Linked DNA regions of Homo sapiens: region 2 is linked to region 1. The links are chromatin loops, found by intact Hi-C in ENCODE. Cell type or tissue: A673. All regions are shown on one strand.

Evidence for each region. Peaks named below come from ENCODE experiments on the same cell type or tissue, not always from the same donor. Only the 100,000 strongest peaks of a DNase experiment are listed, where the experiment ranks them.
Region 2: it touches region 1 in a loop (9-fold over the local background); 46 of 110 quality-filtered maps call a loop at or near these places.

Annotation. Positions count from the first base shown.
Region 1 is chr10:129,027,601-129,035,600 of GRCh38, forward strand. LOC124902559 (a long non-coding RNA gene) reads right to left here. Exons shown (of 2, transcript XR_007062390.1): 2 at 7,719-8,000. Among named protein-coding and RNA genes, the nearest start is that of LINC02667, 120 kb to the left of the region's middle. RefSeq lists an enhancer at 5,593-7,311. In A673, CTCF peaks have their summits at 4,121 (motif pointing right) and 5,900; DNase peaks (open chromatin) are centred at 4,131, 6,401, 7,681, 7,901 and 5 weaker places; H3K4me3 peaks cover 5,547 bases; H3K27ac peaks cover 7,919 bases.
Region 2 is chr10:129,323,914-129,331,913 of GRCh38, forward strand. No RefSeq gene overlaps it. Among named protein-coding and RNA genes, the nearest start is that of MGMT, 140 kb to the right of the region's middle. In A673, no CTCF peak of the experiment used is centred here; a DNase peak (open chromatin) is centred at 4,838; H3K27ac peaks cover 4,436 bases.

The sequences.
Region 1 (8,000 bases):
TCATCGCAAAACCTTTTTTTTTTTTTTTTTTTTTTTGCATTTTCTGTAACAACATAAAATCTGCTGTTATGACAAGAAGTCTGTAGTTCACTCCTTCATTTATAATTTAACCACAGCCTATATAACATAATCCAAAAAATATGGGGCATGATTAGTGTAAAAATCAAACACAGTAGAGGCTTTTTGAATACTCCAAGAACAAAACAAAACCAAAAAAAGGAGAGGGGAAGAAAACATTGCAGCCATCTGAATATATGTGGTATTTCTTTAATACTTCATTTTAAACTACCTAATTGTGTTTTTAAGCTTCGGTTTCTGTAATTTTGCAAGACGAGGCATTCCAGTGAGGAAACATATGGTGAGGGATTTTTAAACCACACAGCGAGAGTGCATCATAGACTTATCTGCTGTTTTAATGTCACAAAAATCCACCACTGAATTTATCCAGTCACCCATTAAAGAAAGAAAAGAATTAAAGGAAAAGGAGGTTTTAAATCCCCTAATGCTACAAGAATGAGTGAAATATGCTATCAAGTTCAAGTGAGAATGGTGCTGGAGCTTCAGGACTTCTTATAAGACCAGCAAACAGCAATTAGCAACCTGAAGGCTGGAGAGTTATTTCAGGAGCACTGCAGACAGCCAGTGTCTCAAAGCGGCCAGCCGATTCTAACCTAGCACCTCTCATCACTTAGCTTCCTAGATGCTCCTGTTCAGAATGGTCAGTTTTAACTTTGTTTCTCAATAGGTCAGTAGGCAAAAAGATATATAAAAATATCTCTATCAATTGATCCATTAATTGATAAAGAAAGGAAGGAGAGACGGATGGATAAATAGATACACGGACATTTGCTTTTAGTTTTTAAGTCCTGTTGTAATGGTCACTTAAGAATAGTTGCCTCTATATGAAAGGGCAGCTGTCTTAGGATGGTCTTTTTTAGGAGAGCTACTGAATCAGCAATTTGCGCAGGTGTTGCGGTGGCAACAGAAAGCTCTGATGGTAGCAAACTTCAACATTCGGACCTAAGTAAGATCTAGAAAGGGATTCCAGACACACCAGAGTGTCTTTACAAATACCTACGCAGCTCCACACACAAGGGGTGTGTGGGGGAGTGCATGCGTGTGTATGTGGTATTTCCAAGGGTCCTCCGGGCTCACACGCATGCAGGGAGATGGGGGTGGGGACAGAAGCATCCAGACATGAAGCAATGTATATCATTATTCAAATTATGTCAGATTCATCCTTAAATTACACTGGTGTTTCTTATCAGAAATTGTTTCATATACTATAATATGCTGCAATAAGTGGACATTAATTAATGCTAAATTACAATGGAATTACATATTATATCCACATGAATACTGAATGACTCTATTATGAATAATATTATTACAGTAAATATTCAAGGACCTGTAAGTAGTTTGTCGCTAATTACAAAGTGCTGACAACTACACATGACCTTAAGTTAATGTAAACTTTTAAATATAACAGCCACACAGCAAATCTTTGATTAATGCTGCAACAAAAATATAGCCGGAGACGTGATGAGCAGAGTCGAAACGCAGTCCACCACTCCTTCTGGAAGTCTGATTTATCTGCAAGACAGAAGCGTCTCTTGGCTTAGAATTCCATGCAAGCTCTATTCTCTCAGCACAGACGTGTGTGGCTCTCTGTTCAGCTAATGTTTTTAAAAATCCACGCACAACTTCGCCAGAGTCTCTGGTTGTGGTGGGTGGTCATTTTGTCTTAGAAGGGAAAATCCTTAACCCTTTGCCACTTTCTACTTAAAAGATGTCAAAATGCTCTGGTGGCATTCTTTTTTTTTTTTTTCTTTTTGCACAGTGAAACGGAGTGAGAACAGTATAAGGTGTTAATCTTGATAATTAGGGCACAAAAGCAATTAGAGGTCTAAAAACCTTAAGGCGCCGAAAGTGATTTTTTGTTTATTTGCTTACCTTATTAAGTTAAATATCTGTCTGAATTAATCGCTAATGAATGTAAAGAAGGCTCAATAGCAGCGGTTTAATGAACAGCCGTGTCAGTTGCATTTTACAGGGTCCCAAATCATCGAAGATTGCAAGCCAACTTGCTATTCAAAATTACTTTTCTGCCCAATTTTCTGTTTGCAAAGCAGTAAATTATTTACATTTATTGTGCTTATTTAAGCACTTAAATGACTATGAATGGAGTACAGGCACATTTTAAAAATATAGAACCATTACACAACTCTACTGCTAGAAATTCCCGTTATTTTCCCCTGAAGACTGCTTCCTCTACTTTTCTAATCTCTCTTTTACAACAATTCATGAAAAAGGGCATTATTACATTGAACATGTTTTAATAAGTTATTTATTATTTAACATACTTTAAGAGGCAGTGCCATAGAAGTTACATTACACACACTAAGAACGGTCTCTTTCAGACCTGCCCAGTTGCCTGAACCTAAGTGCTTAAGTTTCCTGAATAAAATTATTCTGTCTTTCATTAGAAACAAATAAACGGTGCTTTTCACCATTACTCACATCATAAACATTGATATTTGAAGAGATCTATTATACTAATTATTGTCTTTGGAAATTATCATTTAATATATTTACTTTCTTTAATGGTTATTCTTTTGAAATCAGTGACCACGATTTTTTTTTATATGTGCAGCTGCTCCCACGCACAGGTCCACAGCCTTAAGTTGCACTTACATGCAGGGAGACCCAGCCTGCGGGAACAGTTCCCGATGTGCTCTCTGCACATCCACAAAGCGCCCCAGCTACGTCGCTGGGCAGCCAGTTGACCACGGCCAAACCCGTAGATGGTCCAGATCATCAAACTGAGGTTAAGAACGCATAATGAAAAACACAAGAAGGGAGAATGGATAGATAGACTCATGGTAGCAGGAAAAGGAAGAAAAGAAAAAAGGAAGGAAAAGAAAGTAAGACCCTTGGCAAGAGAAACAGAATTCTAGGTGATCCTGCTAGCTAGATCGGGGTCAGATTCAAGTCGTTCTTTTCAAATCTTTCAGATGACTGCAGTGGAAACTTTCTTGTGTTTGCGAACGCAGACAGACACTCGACACCCAGTTTCTCCATGGACGGCATGCATTTACATGCATAATACGGCGGATGTGCCCGCTCTGACTGCAGCTCATTTCCTAAGTCGCAAGAAACGCTGGTATTTTTCAAAAGTGATTTCAAAGAATTTGTGTATGTGCATGTGTGTGCGCACGCGAGCGTGTATGAAAGCAGCCATATTTATTATTCAGACTTAACTATTTGCGTGTATTTTCCCAAATGATACCAGGGGCAGCGTAACATCTACTGTTAAAAAGCCCCATGCTATTCATAAGAGATTATACTGGAGTAAACATTACAGTAGCAGTAATGATCTAATTAAAAGAATCAGACATACTTAAAAGAGTCCCTTCTTTCAGGAAGGAGGGGAGAAGAAAAATCAATGAGGCAATCCATAGTCCGGAATGGGGCGAAGCATTTTACTGTGATCAAACACAGTCTATCTAGTACATATCTGAAGTCCTCTGGTCTTTGTTACTTAATGTGATGCGGAAGATCAGAGATGCGTGCAGTCTGTGTTCCAGGGTTCCAGCTGAGTCGCTGTCATATGTTAAGCTTTTTTTTGTTTTAAGTTGGCTATAATTCTACCTTACTCCAAGTGAACAGTGTTTCCATTAAACTAAGCATTTCCCCAAATCTGGCAAGAACCTTGCATGGGGATTTTCCTGAAGCAACCTAAAGGTGACCCTAGAGCACACCTACGAATCTGGGTTTGCACGGCACTGAGCTCCGTGCCGGCTCCCGTATCTCTACCCTCAAGAAACACAGGTATTGTGTGTGCGTGTGAGATGCAGGGTGACAGAAAAAAAGGGAGTGCAAGCCCTATATCACCAATTGTCTACATGAGTGCCAACACATATGTCGGCTTATGTTTGGAAGACATTATTTTTTCCCAGCTGCTTTCTTTTGTACCTACCTCCCAGCACTTGAAGTGGGGCCTGCAAACCGGGTTTGAAATGTGGTCAGACGGAAATGCAGTAGCCAGGACAGAATGGGAAACTCAGGAAGGAGGCTGAGGTGGGAGTCTCCGGTGTGGCCGGGAAGCCATCCCCCCAGGAGGCCACGGGGGGGAGCTGTGGCTCTGCTCAGGGCGGCCACAGCCAGTAGCGGGGAGGAGAGGGCGGAAAATATACTGTAGCAAAGCGATGGTGGAAGAGGAAAGGTAGGTTTTATAAGTTCCTGAATTTTATGACTATGCTGCAACGGTGGAATGTCCACTCAATCTGTTGCGAAGTTAGCACAGAAAACATGCACTGGGCATATTAAGTACAGGATGAAATGGTGCAGTGAATATTTATTAGCAAAAATATAGGTTCTCAAAAACAGAAATAAAACAGGGTAATAGATGAAGGGAAGAATAGATTTAACACTGAAATAAATATCAAAGGTGCAAAGAAAAGGCAAAATATAGTGTTCAAACAAAGCTGTGAATTGGGTCCAGATTTAATGCTCCCCTAGGGAAGAAAAGGTTGGACAGACTGCTGGAATTGAGATACTACTTTTAGTACACAGTCCCTGTAATGCTGTCAGCTTTATTTCCTTTGACAAATGTGAAATAAAATTTGTCAAAGTTAGGGCTTGGAAAGTTGGCTATTGAAAATTCAATTGGTAATAACTAGTATAGCCTAGCACTCCGGAGATTTTTAAAGGAGAGGGATGTTTAAGATGCTGGGGTGCGGGGGGAACCGTATTACATATTGTATTTCACTTTTTAAAAATTTAGCAGTTGACTTAGGCAGCTGGATTTCTAAGTTTCCTGTTAGCTGGGTTCACCGTTAAAAGGCGGTAATTTAAAACCCATTTCCATGATAACTACAATGATATAGTAAGTTTGAAAATATTCTGGTGTCTACACAGAGGAGGGCTCCTATGATCTCACTCAGCTTGGGGTCCACACGCCACGAAGACTTTGCTTGATCCAGTTCTATAGAAGTGCAGGGCGTGATTGCGAAGTCAATGCTACCCTCATTCCACGCTACAGAATTCCTGACTCTGCTTCTCCTTCCACCATGCATTGGACGCGTTTGCAGTGCAAACGGTGATTTACTGGGAATGTTTAATAACAGACTTTTCTTGTCTTCTCAATGTGCTGCTCCACAGCCCCAGCCTTTCCCTTGCTGGGTGCATGGCAGGTTTTCCAGGGAAGCTCTTGGAAGCCACTTCTCTCCCGTGCTGCCCTGCCGGTCCCACCCCCGCCCCACCCCTCACCTCTGCTGTACTTGGGAACAAAGCCACGTATAAGAAAAAAAAGAGCGACTTAGCCTGCATATGGATATCCAGGGATATGTCTGTTTTCCTGACTGCCCCAATACACTCTCAGTGTAATCAGGAAGACAAAACAGTCTCGCCACATTTTCTGCTTCTTTCTGTGGAACGGAATCTGATGTCTCCCAGCTGCATTCATGTCCCTTCAAAGTGGGCAACTTGGCATTTACTCCCGCTCTCTAAAGAGTCACCGAGGGCATTGGAAATTTCGGCTGCGAACCCGGAGAGCGGCTGGCTCTGCTGCGGCCGGGCTGCCGTCGCTCCACTCCAGCTGCCGTTTCTTTATTTAAGAAGAACTACAGAAAAGACCTTTAGGAATCACCTCTTAAGTCATTATGGCATAAGGCACCTTTCTGTCTTTATGACATGGTGGGGGGGGGGGGTACGATATTTAATTGAAGATTTTATTTTTAATTTTCGCATTCTTACCATGTGGTCATTACTTTATTTTTACATTTTCAGCCCATTTTCTTTCCAGCCCATCGCAGGAATTGGGCAGTCAGCAAGAGCCAGAGAGTGCTGGCATGTATCATTACATTCTCAAGATGGCATATTTACTGCGCTTGCCAGCAGGGTCGCGCTTCTGTCCTAGTAAATGTAGTGGAGTATGAAAAAGGCAATTACATCTCACTGGGTGACCTTTTAACAGCCATGACTACCTCCTATCTATACATAATTATTATAGGTGATGATTTCCAAGTATTACAATCTCCTAGAGCCGCCTTTAATTCACATCACATTTAGGCACGTTTGTCACCAGTGCTAGAAATTTTAACCCCCGAAAACTGAAAAAACAGAAGAGAAAAGTGATAGCAATGGATGTCAAGCTCTCAAGTCATCCTAATAAAAACACAGCAAATAAGATGTCGCCCTGTTTGTATTCATTATCAGTTCTTACATGCTCCGACTCTTGCATTAAACATTAGACAGCCTCTGATGCCTGCTTAACAGTTTAATTCCCTCCTCAGTATTCAGGCTGTCATAATAAAATCAGTGAAGCAGGCAAAGTCAAATAAGAGCAAGAGGAGGCATAGAGCATGTAGCACAAGCCATTGTCATCGCTTACTATTCACCCCGCACCACTTACAGGAGCTGAATTCAGCATATGCTGTGGGTGACACACAAACCAATCTCTCCCTCCACCGCTGTGGCCAGCCTATCTTGCCGGTGCAGGGCGAGGGTGGCGCGCGTGCAGAGGGCCGATAGCAGTCCCTTCAAAAGGAACCGGCTTCTGAGCCACTGGAGCTGGCACAATAGAAGCCACTTCTGTCAACAAAGACTGCAGACTAAAGAGCTAGATATCCCCACTATGGAAAGATTAACAGCGCTAAATCCGTTTAGGCCCTTTTTTTTACTTATTTACAGGCTGCTGATCTTGAAGGCTGAATCAGAACAAGAGATTAGCTCTATTAAGTGCTGCCCATTTTTCTGAATTATGTTTTTGAAGACTTGGACAATATGAATAAGGACTCATATTAACCACTGTACGAAAGGCGCACACTCCATTGCAATGACAAAGCCTTCGGAAAACTACTTGTCACTTGCAGTGATCCATTGCAAATACAGTTTAATATATAATTTATATCTACCAGCTGGTGAGAGCAGAAAGGGAGCGATTCCACTCTATTTCTCTTTTAAAAGAGAGAGAGAAAGAAAGAGAGAGAGAGAGAGAGAGAAAGGCTGGCAATGTAGGATGTCACTAACGATAGTAAAATAGCTCAGCAAACAGTTCAATAAATGGTTCAATACTTGTGATACTATCCAAACAAAGACTCGAAGCCATTAATTTTAAAAAGTTCTGTGAATCTTCTTTGAACAGTAAATATTTAATCACGGCAATATGTAAGCTGCCCTCTCATATTTTATCTCCTAACCAGAACCGTGTAGTGAACCTGGCCTTTAATAACTTTGACCAGAGCGATATTTTGCCATTTTTCTCCTGCCATCAAATTATGAAGTGTGTCCAATCCAGCATGTTGCTATTTGCTACCTAATGCGCTCCTATTGATGCCTAAATATAGCGCTGGACAAATGAGCTCCGTAGGTGTGAACACTAAATAATGCCCAAACCCCACTTAAAAATACATATATACATGTGTGTATTAAATATATCAAATGATACATTTAAAATTCTAACTATATTTAATAACTACACTACATGTTTTTTAAGTACTATATAATTATATTATATAGTATTAAAGAAATTAAAGCTTCCGGGCATAGACTTTCAGAGCCAAGCAGTAAGAACGTGGAAATTTGCGCCTCAAAGCTTTCTAGCCAGCGTCTTTTTTTTTCCAGGCACACTCACTAGTTAGGAATGTCATCTTCGGCCAAGTTTAATAATTGATGAGGAGCCTCGCAGGTCTCAAAAGCTTATACAACCAAACAACTAATATTTATTTATTTTATTATATATTTTCTTTTAATTCAGGAAATACCCACAGCGATTACAATTCTAATTTGCAGGGAATCCTGTTGGCAGAAAAATCAAACAATTAACAATCCACCTTCTAAACAGACTACTGGTAACGGACGACTTCAGAGGCAGCCAGTCAGACACGAGCGATTGCGCTCCCCCCGCGCCTGGGCTGCCTTGGAGTTCAGATGAAAACAAGTTCAGGAAGTTGATTTGATGGGCAGCACCGACCAAACCACGACTTATGAGGCTTGCA
Region 2 (8,000 bases), 300 kb after region 1:
ATTAATTTGACTTCAGTGAGAGATTCCAAAATGATCCCATAAATTGTGATTCCAAAACATACAAAGCTAATTAATTCCTTTTTAGGAGATTTTCAATAAGCAAACCAGGTTAAGTTTATATGATTTACAAACAGTGTTTACATTCATAGAGGTGCAACTAATTGCTACATGGTTTGACATCATTACAGAAAAATGCTGGGGGATGCAGGCAGTTTAATTAGGGGTGGTTTCAAGTTCACTACGCGATTACCATCACAGAGCTTTTCTAATATGCTTATACAGTACAGTCATGCTAAAAAGTGATTACATTTTGCCCGCCGCCTGCCTAAATTTTGAATGAAGAATTAGAATCTCTATATAAAAGGTTATGCTCATACAGTTTAGATTTCTTCTGAATCACCGTCACCGGCTTCTGCCCCTCAGACTTCATCTCCTCCTATTTTGCACATCAGCTATCTGGCGACTGTGTGCAAGCCTTTGTATCCATCACAAGACCTCCTTGGAGCATTTTCAAATGATGCTGAAAACCTTCACGCTTAGCAAGATGTTTTAGAAGCAGATTTTTACCATCTACGTAGTTCCAATACAACACCAGCCGTTGTTTATAAATAATTTAGTTCCAAATTACAACTCACTTTCCATTTCAGTCAATAACAATTGTTTTGCCAGTTTTAATTTTTAAAGTTTCATCCTGTTAAGTTGCTGTCTTCTGCAATAAACTCAAGTTGCTAATGACAATGTCTCTTTGGAGGGCTAAGAACTGAGAGGAGGGTGGAACTCAGGGTATGACCTCTAGAACCCAAGACATCTGGATTTCAATGAGCCCTGTCACCACCACAAAATGACCAGGAGCTTGTATTACAAATATCAAGTTAACATCCTTAAGTAATATATAACTAAGAACCAACCCTTTGGAATATTCTAGAATCCATGTGAATGTCCAAAAAAAATTCCCTAAGTCTCTCCTGTCCGAAAGAGGCTCACAATTTAGTCCTGGAGAGATGGCCGCTTGGCGGGAATCACTTCCTTTAAGGCTGAAAGGACAACAGGTTCAAACGGTGTGCGAAGATAATTTAAACTTCAAAAATACCACTCCTTCATGCTTTTTATTTATTTTTTAATGCACATTTCTAAGTTTTGGCCGAAGTACTTGCAAAACACTTTATGTTCCACTGTTTTCTGTTCTGGATTCTGACGATTCTGTTTTGAAGGAAGAATAAATGAAATAAGATTCCCCAGAGCAAATGATTTTACAGTGCAAGTGACACCTCACAGAGGTACCCTGGCTTTTCACAGGAGTTTCAAAACACAGACATCAGAGGAAAAAAATGTTCAAGAAACCTCATATTGTTGGTGTCTGGACTTTAATGAAACAGACTCCTGCAGGTGACCACTTCCCACAAGTTAGTGCCTTGGGGTGGAAGACACAAAAAAGTATAAAAAACACATTATGGCCATACAGTCTTGGTGCTTGGGCCACACAAGAAACAAAATTTCTCATGATACTTTAAGGGTAGTGGGATATCTGTGCTTTGGAGAGCTGATTTGACTCTTGAAGGAATAGCTTCACCTTTACCAACAGCAACTGCTAATTTTTCTATTCAAAAGCAAATAACCAATTTCTAATTGACTTTAATTAACTTGAAGACAGCACCAAATTATTACATACATCTGTTAATAAACAAACGATAAATTCTGGATCTGAAATTGAAGTCACCACAAGTTTTAAAGCATTAAAAACTTGTTTTAAAAACCACATCTCTGGTCTCTGGCAGACCACAGAGCAGCAACTTTCAACCCAACTCACCACTCTGCAGCATGGTCCTGAAGCCTCACTATAAATTCTTCTCTGGAATCTTCCATGTTCTCTTTTTTTGTTTGTTTGTCTGTTTTAAGAGACAGCGTCTTACTCTGTCACCCAGGCTGGAGTGCCTTGGGCAGAACATAGCTCACTGCAGCCTTGAACTCCTGGGCTCAAGTGATCCTCCTGCCTCAGCCTCCCAAGTGGCTGGGACTACAGGCACAAGCCACCACACCCAGCTAATTTTTTATTTTTTGTTTTTTTGTGGAGACAGGCTGATCTCGAACTCCTAGGCTCAAGTGATCCTCTTGCCTCAGCCTCCCAAAGTGCTGGGAATACAAGTGTGAGCCACTGTGCCCAGCAATGTTGCCCCTGTCCATGGTACTCTCTCTCTAGCTGCCCCCTCTATGCTTTTCCTGTCACATCCCTGAAATGGATACATGAATGTCCCCACCTGAAACAAAGGTAAGCTCACGAACAGGTGTGTCACCCCCACAGTGACTTTCCCAGATGGAGCCCTTTCCTTCCACAGGGAGGTGGACTTAGCTCTAACCATTGCCTGAGCCCACAGTGGAGACTGTGGTGATAAGCAATGCTCAGCCCCTGGCTCCAGCTCTGACTGTGAATTAAGCTAGACCATTGAGATGAGTGATGCCATGGATCGAGGGCATGGATCAGACAACTGATCAGGGCCCTGGCTGAAGTACTGGGTCCACATCCTCCGTTTCTTTCTACCTGATCATCACCAGAGGAATTCACTGTTTCCCCTTCTGTCTCTGATTCCGGTGACTCTTCAGAACCAACCCAATACGTTGTTGCTTAATTCATTAATTCCATGGAAACTGACAGACCCCAAACACTGTACTCGAGCAAAGGTGAGTTGCAGGAGACCAGCGCAAGTCTCTGTGAATGCACATCCTGCAAGACTGCCTAAACTAAAAGGATTACCACAATTGCCTAACAATTAGCAACTTCCAGCTCCTATAAAGCAGAGCCTTTTGCCATCCTCTGGCTTACAGAGCATTCACTCACTGTGGATTCAGAAGACTCTTCACATTCATGGGAGCATGTCCCGAGACCCTCACAAACTCCCATCCAGGGACACTGAGGTATATCATTATATCATGTCCAACAAGCTTACTGGCAGTCTACACACAATTGTAGAATGCTCTCCAAACTTCCACTGATGCTTAGCCCTCATCAGCAAGTAATTTCTGCCCTGGATGAAGCATTCACACCCACAGTTTCATAGGTCACTTCTTCTCATGACCGCATTGATTTTCCAGGGGACCCATTCTGGTACTGGGTAGGGGCCACAACCCAGTATTTTGTTCTCCTCTTTCTCCAGAGTTCAATTTCCCAGATATGAATCACCATTTACTTTACTTTCTCTTTATTTCCAGCATTAACAAATAGCTTGTGGTGTGTGTAAGGTGGAAGGGAGGGGTAGCGAATACTTCATCATGAGAAAATGAGTTTGAGCCATTTTCTTGTCTCCTCTTGTCTATGAAGAGAAGAGGAGACCCACACAGCCACATCATAAACCTGCTGGGTGTTATCTGGGCTCATCGATTCAGTATTCACAGCATACAGAATCCATTTTATGGCATACAAAATCTAAATATGTGGCTCAGCAAATTACAAATGACTATATGCCATGAGCCTTCTAGGTTACCTACAAGTAGCCAAAACCACAGAGGTCAAATCACAAATTTCAGTTTATGCTGAATCAGGTCCCCAAACCAGTCCCATGGGCCACTAAAGCCACAAATGTTCAGTTGACTTAACATGACAAAAAGGGTTCTAAGTTCATCTTCTTTTAATTGGGATATGACCCTAGTCTGTTAACATCAGGTACCACAAACCCCAGCTCAGGTGATGTGATTCCTAGACACTGAAATATATTAAGAAGCTTTTGACTGCAAGTAACAGAAAACTCCAATCGAACTGGCTTAAACAACAGTGAAATTTATCTCACAACAAGACTTCCTGAAATAGCTTGGCAGCATACTGGCTAGTTCAGCAACATAACCAAAGATCCAAGGTGTCATCTGCTATCCACAGATCCGCGCCTTTGCAGCCCATCTCGGTTATCCCATGCAGCCAGCAGGACACCCAGCCCAAAACGCACAGGTGCCTCCCTTGAGTCTGCTAACAATTCAGACCCCTCAAGGAGCCACTCAGCTTCTTATGGCCAGAATCGTATGACGTGCCCTTGCCTAAAACCATCCCTAGCTTAGACAGGCCCTGCCGACTGAAATCCATGACATCCATGGAGTAGGTCCCAACTCCCATTTCGCAAGTGAAATTTGAGTCCAGATGTAAATATAAATATGAATATACACATGTCCACCTACTTATGTGTGCACTGAGCTGCAACGTAAGATGAATTTCTTGTATCTGGTTGATGGTCCAGGTAGTATGAGAAGCACTGACTTAGACCAGTCCTGACCTAGACTTAGGGCAGAAGATGTAGCCTGACTTCCCTGAAGCACACAGCCATGTGTGACAGAAGGGAGGCCCAGACAAAGTGAGGTAGGGAAGAAAGCCACAGGAGCAGTAACGGGTAACAAGTAGCAAGTGAGGAAGAGAGTCTCTTGAATGGGGGAGATGCCTGTCACCTGTACAGAGATGCACATGGATTGGATTGAGAGCTAGGCTTTGCGGTGAACAGGGCAATTCCAGGTGCTAATAGAGCTGCCTGTGGGGCCACCTAGATTCTCTGCTGGCTGACATGGACACATTTCCAATGGACAGTGTGAAGCAGATAGAGCAGAGTGTGGATTACAGGCAAAGAAATGCACAGCTGAGTTCATTTAAAAACTAGAAGAAGCATCTACAAGGGCTTTTACCATCTGATGAACAACTAAGCACATCTTAGCCAACTACATCGTTTATTTATTGATTTCCTATGATGTACTTTATGATACTGCTGAAATCATTATGTGGTTTTTAACGCAGTGTGACTCAGGAGACAGGCATGTTGAGGGCTGTCATCACCAAGATGCCTTCTGTCATTGCACCATCCTCTTAACCTGATGTAAGGAAATTCATATTTAGTGGAGAAGGAAATGACTTTGGGTATGTATCATTCAAATCCTCAAGGATTATTGGCTAATTAGGAGCACAGTAATGTAAATTTGCCTTGTGTCAGGTTTTCAGGAACAGTAAAATAACATAATTAAGCAGTGAACAAAGCAGATCATTTAAGCCACTCTTCACTGAAAATGTATATGATGGCTAAATGTATGCATCAGCCTGGCAGCTGGGAAAAAAAATAGCCCACACTGCGGAGGCCAAAAATTGTTTCTAATCGCAGAAGAGAAATTGCATAGATTGACTTAAATATATTGCTATTTCTTACAGGAAGATTTGCATTGAAAATTCCCATTCAATAATTAAATAATTCCCTTACTTAAAGGAAGCAAGAGTTGTTCCTTATGAAAAACATCAAACTGAATTGTATTAATATAAGCAAAGTAAATAGCCAAATAAAACTTGCTAGAAATGGAAACCCTAATAAAATAAGGAAACAAATCTTGAAGTGATACTTCCCAATTTTGACTTTTCTTTGGACTTGCAGCTACATATGCAAAATTACACGTAAAAGTGCATAGCTTCAGCTAAAACGCTTGCCTCCAAATGGCCCAGTTAACTTGGATTTTTAAAATAGAAGCCTCTTGGTCAGGATGCTGATGGACTGTCTCTGTGCATTGAAAAGAACGTATTCCCATCGTACCCAGAAACCTGAGAGAAGGTCATTGCGAGAACTCCAACACACCCTGAAAGACTTGGAAGGGATTCCTGATCAAGGGAATGCATTTCTATTCCGTCATGCTTGCCACTGGAATGAGAAAGGGAGGTTTGACTTAGCCCAGCCAACCGTGGCAAAGAACTGCTGGTCCAGGGTGGGGTCTGGAGCAGGGAGGGCGGCCGGATTAACCCTCCACCATCTCATGAAGCAAAATTCTCTCCACTGCCTCCTCCCCCACTGCTCCCACCCAGGGTTCCGAAACTGCAAGTCAATGTTGTGTTCCCCTCAGTGCTCCAGAAGTGGGGGTGACAAGAATAGAAACAGTGAAGAGAGTCGGCCTTTAGAAAGAAGGGAACACGGCACAGTGACTCACGCCTGTAGTCCCAGCACTTTGGGAGGCCTAGGCAGGTGGATCACTTGAGGTCAGCAGCTCAAGACCAGCCCGGCCAACGTGTTGAAACCCCGTCTCTACTAAAAGTACAAAAATTAACCAGGCGTGGTGGCACGCACCCGTAATCCCAGCTACTCAGGAGGCTGAGACTGGAGAATCACTTGACCCCAGGAGGCAGAGGTTGCAGTGAGCTGAGATCGCGCCACTGCACTCCAGGCTGGGCAACAGCGAGACTCCGTCTCAAAAAAAAAAAAAAAGAATGGGGGGAGAGTGAGAACATGGAGGAGGGAGTTGGCCGTGGGAGAAAGGACAAGGCTCAGATAGATAAGTTAAATAAAATTGTTTTCAAACTTGGTCTGCAAAAGTCAGTGAAAGCATCAATCAGCCAAATATTCACAAGTACTCAGGACTCTGCTTTTGATAAAATATTGGCCACAGTCATTTTGAGAATGCAGCCCGGAAAGCTACTGGTACTGCTTTGGTGCTTAAACAAAAAAAGAATCAGGAAAATCAAGTGCATCTTGATGTTAGCTAAGTTCCCCTTTTTCTTACAAACCAAGGCAAGGGCTGGAAAGTGGCAGCTCTTAGCTAAGTGAATGCGGGGTGCTGCCAGAGATCGGGCCCTACACGCTGATGGCCTGATTTATAACTGCTGTTTTCTATTATAATTCAAGCACCTCCAGGGGCCTTTCCAAGACAAATAAATGATTACAAAGTGCTGTATTGTATCTCAAACCTTCTTTCCTCCCAAATCAAATTCAGTAGCTCTGCCTTGGGAACGTGTGCTCCAAATCGTGATCACTTTCTAAAGTTGTCCACTCATGGCTCCGTAATCAGCTCTCTTGGAGATGCAATTCTGCTGAGTATCACCTGATAGCTCTCCTTCAAAGAAATAACAAAGGGCCCTGTCGCAGGTCAGCAAGGCACTTGGGCAACTCATTCCTTCTTAGGTTCAATGCCTAACATCTTTGTGAGGCCATGATGAGGGTCACCCTTATGAACTCCAAAATGCGAAACAGCAGAAAATGCTCTTTGGGATGAACCACTAACTCAACACTCTCCCAAATAAACAACATATGAGCCACAGGAATTTTATTCAAGAGGTAAATGTGAATCTTCCCTTAATGACTTTGAAAACCCAATTAAGGATTAACACGCTGCAGAGGTAACATGCAATAAATCCAACACTATACGATTTTTAAGATTTCAGATTGAGTGTCTCTTCTCTGGACCTTTTCTAACATAAATTTTGCCTTCGATATTTACCGTCCTTTGAAAAGTGGGTCACTATGTTCACCTGCCACTGTATGATCAGAAGAACTGAAGAAAACACTCATTAGGTTGACAAAATATCCCATATATCCGTGTCAGTTAAAAGGGGAAAAAAATCACCAAGATCTTCCCTGTGCCACCTTTCAGGATTCCTGACATCTGTCATAAAACTCAGGCCATATGTCTTTTCCTTCCATTAAGGGGAGTCGCCACACAACCAGAGCTAAGGTCGTGTCAAAAAGAATTATTGACTTATAAGCATATCTTCCCCCACCCTGCTAATGACTTCCACAAATATACCCACTGATCGTCTTTTTTTATGTGCTTTCCAGAAATTACTGGGAGACCCAGGGGGCCATTTGGGGGTTCTATGCTTAGGGATTTGACAGGTAATGTTAATGAGACTCACACCCATATTTATTTCAGGATTTATTTATTTAGAGTGGAGTGTTCTGGTCGCGTGAGCCTTGCTGAACTGGCAATGAGAGGAGAAGGGAGGAAGGAAGGAGAGGGACGGCGGGGGGGAGGGCCGAGGGATCGCAGTCTAGAAGGCCTCTATAAAGCAGCCTCCAAGAGCACCGTTTACTGCCTCTTCTACAGGGACTGCATCCGTCTGCCCTCATATTGTCAGGTTGACAAGAGGAGAAAAAAAATTAACCAAAAGCCAAATCAAATAAATGTGCAACTCATAAATTCTGCAGCTAAAAATTTACCCCTGAGGGATAGCAACAAGGCACCGTGGAAGGCTTCCCCCTCTCTTGCCCTCATAAAGAGGGATGAGG